Regions from separate parts of the Homo sapiens genome. Here region 1 is linked to region 2. Evidence: chromatin contacts called from ENCODE Hi-C or POLR2A ChIA-PET data. All regions are on one chromosome and are shown on one strand. The core of a region is the stretch at or near the end of the contact, and the rest is flanking DNA. Distances in the headings are between cores, read along the strand shown. Region 1 holds the start of XXYLT1-AS2 (XXYLT1 antisense RNA 2). Region 2 holds the start of XXYLT1-AS1 (XXYLT1 antisense RNA 1).

The links. Hi-C counts contacts between places; a loop is a spot of excess contacts on that map. ChIA-PET counts read pairs that join two places held with the same protein, here RNA polymerase II (POLR2A). Pooled maps may share reads with other maps.
Region 1: a loop to region 2 is called in a map of B cell, with 5 times the contacts of the local background. The contact joins the promoter of XXYLT1-AS2 here to the promoter of XXYLT1-AS1 in region 2. A Hi-C loop is called at or near these places in 3 of 168 maps with a recorded cell type or tissue (B cell, endothelial cell of umbilical vein and transverse colon), 2 of 37 single-sample maps with no recorded cell type and 4 of 50 pooled maps. POLR2A ChIA-PET finds 5 or more read pairs at or near these places in 4 of 52 experiments (A673, B cell, GM12878 and 1 more).

What each region holds. Positions count from the first base shown.
Region 1 is chr3:195,146,265-195,149,234 of GRCh38, forward strand. XXYLT1-AS2 (XXYLT1 antisense RNA 2) reads left to right here and starts at 1,607. Exons shown (of 2, transcript NR_102711.1): 1 at 1,607-1,841. The region is part of intron 3 of XXYLT1 (xyloside xylosyltransferase 1); the gene reads right to left. It also overlaps the pseudogene RN7SL36P. RefSeq lists enhancers at 1,325-1,434, 1,675-1,724.
Region 2 is chr3:195,093,295-195,096,030 of GRCh38, forward strand. XXYLT1-AS1 (XXYLT1 antisense RNA 1) reads left to right here and starts at 1,294. Exons shown (of 4, transcript NR_104188.1): 1 at 1,294-1,384; 2 at 1,991-2,083; 3 at 2,305-2,413; 4 at 2,626-2,736. All of the region lies in intron 3 of XXYLT1 (xyloside xylosyltransferase 1), which reads right to left. RefSeq lists enhancers at 735-804, 925-1,094, 1,165-1,214, 1,679-2,736.

The DNA of each region.
Region 1 (2,970 bases), core at 357-2,856, 53 kb after region 2:
TTCAACTGTGCTATTTTGCTTTTTTTCCCCAGGAAGATGCTTACAGATAAGCCTTTCTGCTGCCTGGATTACAAATAAGGTTCTTTCAATGCGATGATGTTTATTTGGCATAGGAAACAGATTGCAGCAATGCAACAAAGCACACAGTCCTGCGGGCCCATCATCCGCCGCTGTGCCTCCACTGTAGCCCTGTCCAGACCCACGTCCCACTGCAAGCTCCTGGAGGACAGGGTCTGGTTTCTCTCTACTGCATAGCCAAACCCTCGGCAAATGCCTGCCCAGTGAGCTTTCTATTCGGGCACAGAGTTTGGTCTATCCCAAGAGCACTCTTAGAGGCTACGCCTGCATTGCAAAGCCAAACACCACTCCGAGAGACTTTTCAGAGGAAAGAAGGGAATGTGATACCCACTTCTTAGCATTTTGAAGGCAGAACTCCATTTTTGTTTGTTTGGTTTCTTTTTTTAGAGACAGGGTCTCGCTATGTTGCCCAGGCTGGAGTGCATGGCTAGTCACAGGCGTAATCCCATTACTAATCAGCACAGGAGTTTTAACCTGCTTCATTTCCAGCCTGGGCTGCTTCATCCCTTCCTAGGCAACTTGGTGGTCCCCCGTTCCCAGGAGGTCACCAAGTTGATGCCAAACTTAGTGCAGACACCCACAGAATTCCTGGGCTTAAGTGACCCCCCTGCCTCAGCCTTCCAAGTAGCTGGAACTACAGGTGCAGGCTACCATGCCCAGCTGAAGGCAGAATATTAAGCTGAGGGAGAGGTGAGCCACTCAGTAAAATTTACAGTTCCTACAGCAAAAAGTCTATGTATCTTGTCCATGGGATATCTCTAAACAGCAGTACTGACTCAGTGTTGACACCGCAGGCATTTGCGTTTTCATTAAGTTTTATCTACCCTATCTCCCTCACGTTATATCTTCCTTGAAAGCAAGAGGCATGTCTTCTACTTCGTAATTCCTCATGGGACCAATCCTATGGCTCACACACACAATGAGCCAAATAAAAAACTGAGAATAGGCTGGGCATGGTGACTCACACCTGTAATCCCAGCACTTTGGGAAGCCCAGGCAGGTGGATCACCTGAGGTCAGGAGTTCGAGACCAGCCTGGCCAACATGATGAAACCCTGTCTCTACTAAAAATACAAAAATTAGCCAGGCATGGTGGTCAGCGCCTGTAATCTCAGCTACTTGGGAGGCTGAGGCAGGAGAATCGCTTGAACCCGGGAGGCGGAGGTTGCAGTGAGCCAAGATCACACCACTGCACTCCAGCCTGGGCGACAAGAAAGAAACTATGTCTCAAACAAACAAACTGAGAATAACAAACTTTCCCATGGACTGTCTTTACAAACAAAAACTGAATGTGAAAGTAACTTCTCTAAGACCAGTAATGGGACTACAGAGCCTGACTTAGCAGCTGGCCAGCACCGCGGAGGAAACGCCCTCTGACTACACATCTGTTCCTGCATTCACTCAACAAACATCGAAGTGCCTGGCATTGGTCTGCACGGCATAAACAGAACAGAAGGGCTGCCTCCCAGTCCCACCCCTTCCACGCATTCACTTCCTCACTCATTCTTTCAGGAGACACCTGTGTCAGGCACGACGTGGTGAACTTTTAAAAACGGATTCAGTAGTACCAAAATACTCATAATGTGCAGACAGACAAAAGAACTGGAAGGAGTCGTGTTTTCAGACACAGGAAGCTTTTCACGTGCTCCACCTGGACCTCATCTCTCAGCCTCACACTCCGATCTTCAGCAGCCCCCGCTATGCGCCCGAGTCTTGGGACGTCATCCCGGAGCTCCTAGCCTGCCCGGGAGGCAGAGCCATCAGGTAAGAGACGGTCACAATGACAGCAACACAATCCCGCTTGGGTTCTCTGTACAGAGTTTTCCTTTTAAAATACCTTTTCCACTGATGTTATTTAAAAATAACAACCTCAGAGTAGACTTCTGATCTCTACCACAGGGCAGGTACATCCCTCCCTTTTTATGAGTAATTCCTGCAGGGGTTATAGCACGGCCTCCAGGTCACACGGGCTACACAAAAACACTTAGCCCAGTTTTCTAACTCCCAGGGAGTGAAGGAATCACTATTTTAAAAGGTGGCAAGCTTTTTTCTCCTTTACTCAGATTTAACTCTGATAGAAACTGACAGGCTCAATCTTGGTTAATTTTTTTTTTTTAAACACGAGAACAAGGTTCAAGAAATTCATCTTCAGGTGTCAGAGAGACGAAAAGAACCCAATAGCTTTTATCTTCAAGTCCTACATTTATGCATCTCGTAATGAGGGTGATGGCTGGTTCCCTTACAACGGAGGGCTTCATGCCTAGTGAACAACGGACCTGAATTTATATCAGCCATAAAGCCTTCCAGACGTGACGGTCACGCTAACATCCTGACATGAGGCAATCTGCAGAGAGATGGAAAGTGTGCTTGGCTAGAGGTTAGTGCTGCCTCTCTCTATTTTCTTCCCTTGTACCAACTGATTTCAGACTGAGGAACTTGAAGACAGAGTGACACTATGAGCTCATATAACTCTCCTCAGCTCTAAACTCGGCCACAGCAGATGTGTTTTTAAGAAACTAATAGACTGAAAATGACATTTACAGACGAAATGCTGTGACGACTGAGATTCGTTTCAAAATAATCAGGGGAAGAGGAAAAGTGGGTGGGAGGAGACATAAAACAAAGATTGGCTAAGGGCTGATAGTTATTGAGGCTGCATGGATATTATAATATTGGGGCATCCAGAAATATTACATGATGCTTTCTACTTTTGTATATGTTGAAAGGTTTTCATAGTAAAAAGAAAAATCATACCAAGAGACCAGCAACATTTATCAAAGAAGGCTGACTTAGGTATAAGGATGGTCAAGATACACTGTTAAGTGAACAAAAAAAGATGTACAAAGGTATAGAGAGTTTATTTACATATACACACACACACCCCCTGATAAAA
Region 2 (2,736 bases), core at 44-2,543:
GATAGACTGGATTAAGAAAATGTGGCACATATACACCATGGAATACTATGCAGCCATAAAAAATGATGAGTTACTGTCCTTTGTAGGGACATGGATGAAATTGGAAATCATCATTCTCAGTAAACTATCGCAAGTACAAAAAACCAAACACCGCATATTCTCACTCATAGGTGGGAATTGAACAGTGAGATCACATGGACACAGGAAGGGGAATATCACACTCTGGGGACTGTTGTGGGGTGGTGGGAGGGGGGAGGGATAGCATTGGGGGATATACCTAATGCTAGATGACGAGTTAGTGGGTGCAGCGCACCAGCATGGCACATGTATACATATGTAACTAACCTGCACAATGTGCACATGTACCCTAGAACTTAAAGTATAATAAAAAAATAAAAATAAATAAATAAATAAATAAATAAAATTAGATGCTACTTCAAGCCATTACCTGGGGAAAGTAATTAGACTCCTCCGAAAATAACAGCAGTTCTGCTGCCACTCCTGGAGCCTTTCTTCTGGAATTATCTGGCCGTCCTCCCGCTGCCCTTCTCCCCACAGCTGTTCAGGGTGCAGAACTGCCCACTGGGGAAAAGGTGCCCTGACTCCAAGCGCATCCAAACTAATTAGGAGCCTATCCTCCCCCAGCCCACGTCCGTGGAGGCGCCATACCCCCAAGGCCTGGTGCAGTCAAGGGGAGAGTGTCAGCTGCTCCCCTCGGGGACAGTGGCAGCTCCTCCTCCTCCTCCTCCTCTTCCTCCTCCCTGTGTGGAATTTCGTGGGCTGGCTTGCTGGGGAGGCCATGAAACATGAAATTCACAGCACTGGCCTCTCCTGTTCCTAGGTCTCAGACTGAGGGAAAAGCATAAAGAAACGCTGGCTGTGGACGCACCTTGGAAGGAGGCAAAGGAGAAAAGAAAGCAAGCACCCGACACAGCCCAGCGAGGCCCCAAGGAGGCCCCACGCCCCACTGCCTGTCTGCACTCTGCTGAAACCCACATCCACGCCCCCAGGCCAGCTGGCATCTTCCACGCTTCCCTGCTCTCTTGGGGCCTCCTCCCTCACGCCCTCAGTGTCACCTCGCCCTTTGCCCAAGACCAACAGACACCTGCCCACACGCATGCAGGCCCAGAGTGGCCCGACCAGGCTTCCTCGCCCCTTGTTCTGTCCAGACACAAAGCTGACATGGGAGTCCGGTCGGCAGACTCATCCCCACACCCTGTACAAAGCTGGACACCCGCGGAGACCTCCGGAAGCCAAGATCTAAGCGCTTCGATCCCACATTCACAAGCCCCCTCAGCGGGGATTCCCAGACGCACGCTTCTCCTGAGAGAGTCCAGCCCCTCCTGGCGGCCGTGGTCCCTGGATGCGGGTGCTCGAGGCCTGTGTGGGTAATCACGCTTCCCGTCTCCACGCCACCCTTCCCCCACAGAGTCGCCTGCCCTTCCACACAGACAAGGGGCCACAAGGCCGCACCTTCCCCTCTCCACACAGCCTGCGAAGGCATCGCAGATGCCATTCTGATTAGCAAATGCTGCCTCTGCTCCACCACGCACCTGTTCTGTGGCTCAGCTCTGCCACTGGCCCTCCAGAAGGTTTTCTCAGCTAACCCCACTGGCCTCCACCTCCCCTCCCAGGGTTCTCTCACATAAGAGTTACTAGATGCAGGGCAGTGCTTCCCAGACCTTACTGTGCGGGGGAAATGTGTGTCCGGGATCTGGTTAAAATGCAGACTGGGATTCCGCATCGCTGACAAGCCCCCAGGTGATACCAACGCTACTGGTCTGCAGGCCACACTTTTGAGTAGTGAGAAGGTGGAGGTAAGAGTGAGGACTCTGAGTCAGGGAAAGTGTGTTCTGGCCCCAGCTCCACCAGAACTAAGCATTACATCTCATGAGACTGCCGTGAGGGCTGCATGAGGTAATGCAGTGTCTGGCTGTCGCGGGAACGCAGCGTGCACTCGCAAATGCAAATTCTCTTCCTCTTGCTCCAGTCTTCTCCCTGTGGCGGTGGTGAGTGTAATGCCTCAGAAGACTCTGCCAGGGCATTAAACAAAGTCATACGCGAACCCCCCGGTGCACGGCAGGTGGGTGATGTGGGTTCTCCTTCCTTGCCTTCCACCATCTGGGACTGGGGCCAGCACAGAACCTGTGCCCCATATGGTCAGGGAAGGCAGGGGGACAGCTCCTAGAGCTGAGCCTTGCAGATGGGCACTCTTACAGCCGGGCCTCCACATCCAGTTTGAGTGCTCATGTGTGGTGTTGGGGAAAGGGGTCGTTCAGGTCACACTGGTGGGCAATTCTTCAGGGGACTTTGTCACCTGTGTGCTTATGCGTGAGCAACAGCGCCTGATGACTCTTGGGAAGAGCCACAACAAAGCGAGGGCCTGCAGGCGGCAGTGGCCAGGGAACCCTAGGTAAGGCCCTAACACGTGCGGTCCCCTGATCTGCGGGTGGGGCAGCCTTCACTGGAGGGGGAGTGAGTCTCAGTGAATCAGAGTGGGTACATGTGGAGCTGCAGGTCAGCAGCTCAACAGGGATGAGTAAGGTGCTTTCAGAGGCCACGTTAACCACATCTGGCTGGGAAGGAACCAGTTAGCAAACCTCTCTTTCCCTGCCCTGTTTCCAGCCCACAGGAACTCAAGCAGCTTCAGAGAAGGTCTTACTTGTTTCCGGGGAGAGGCCAGAGGCTCCGGGAACCCAATTCAATATGTAATATATAGCAGTGTCCACGCTATGG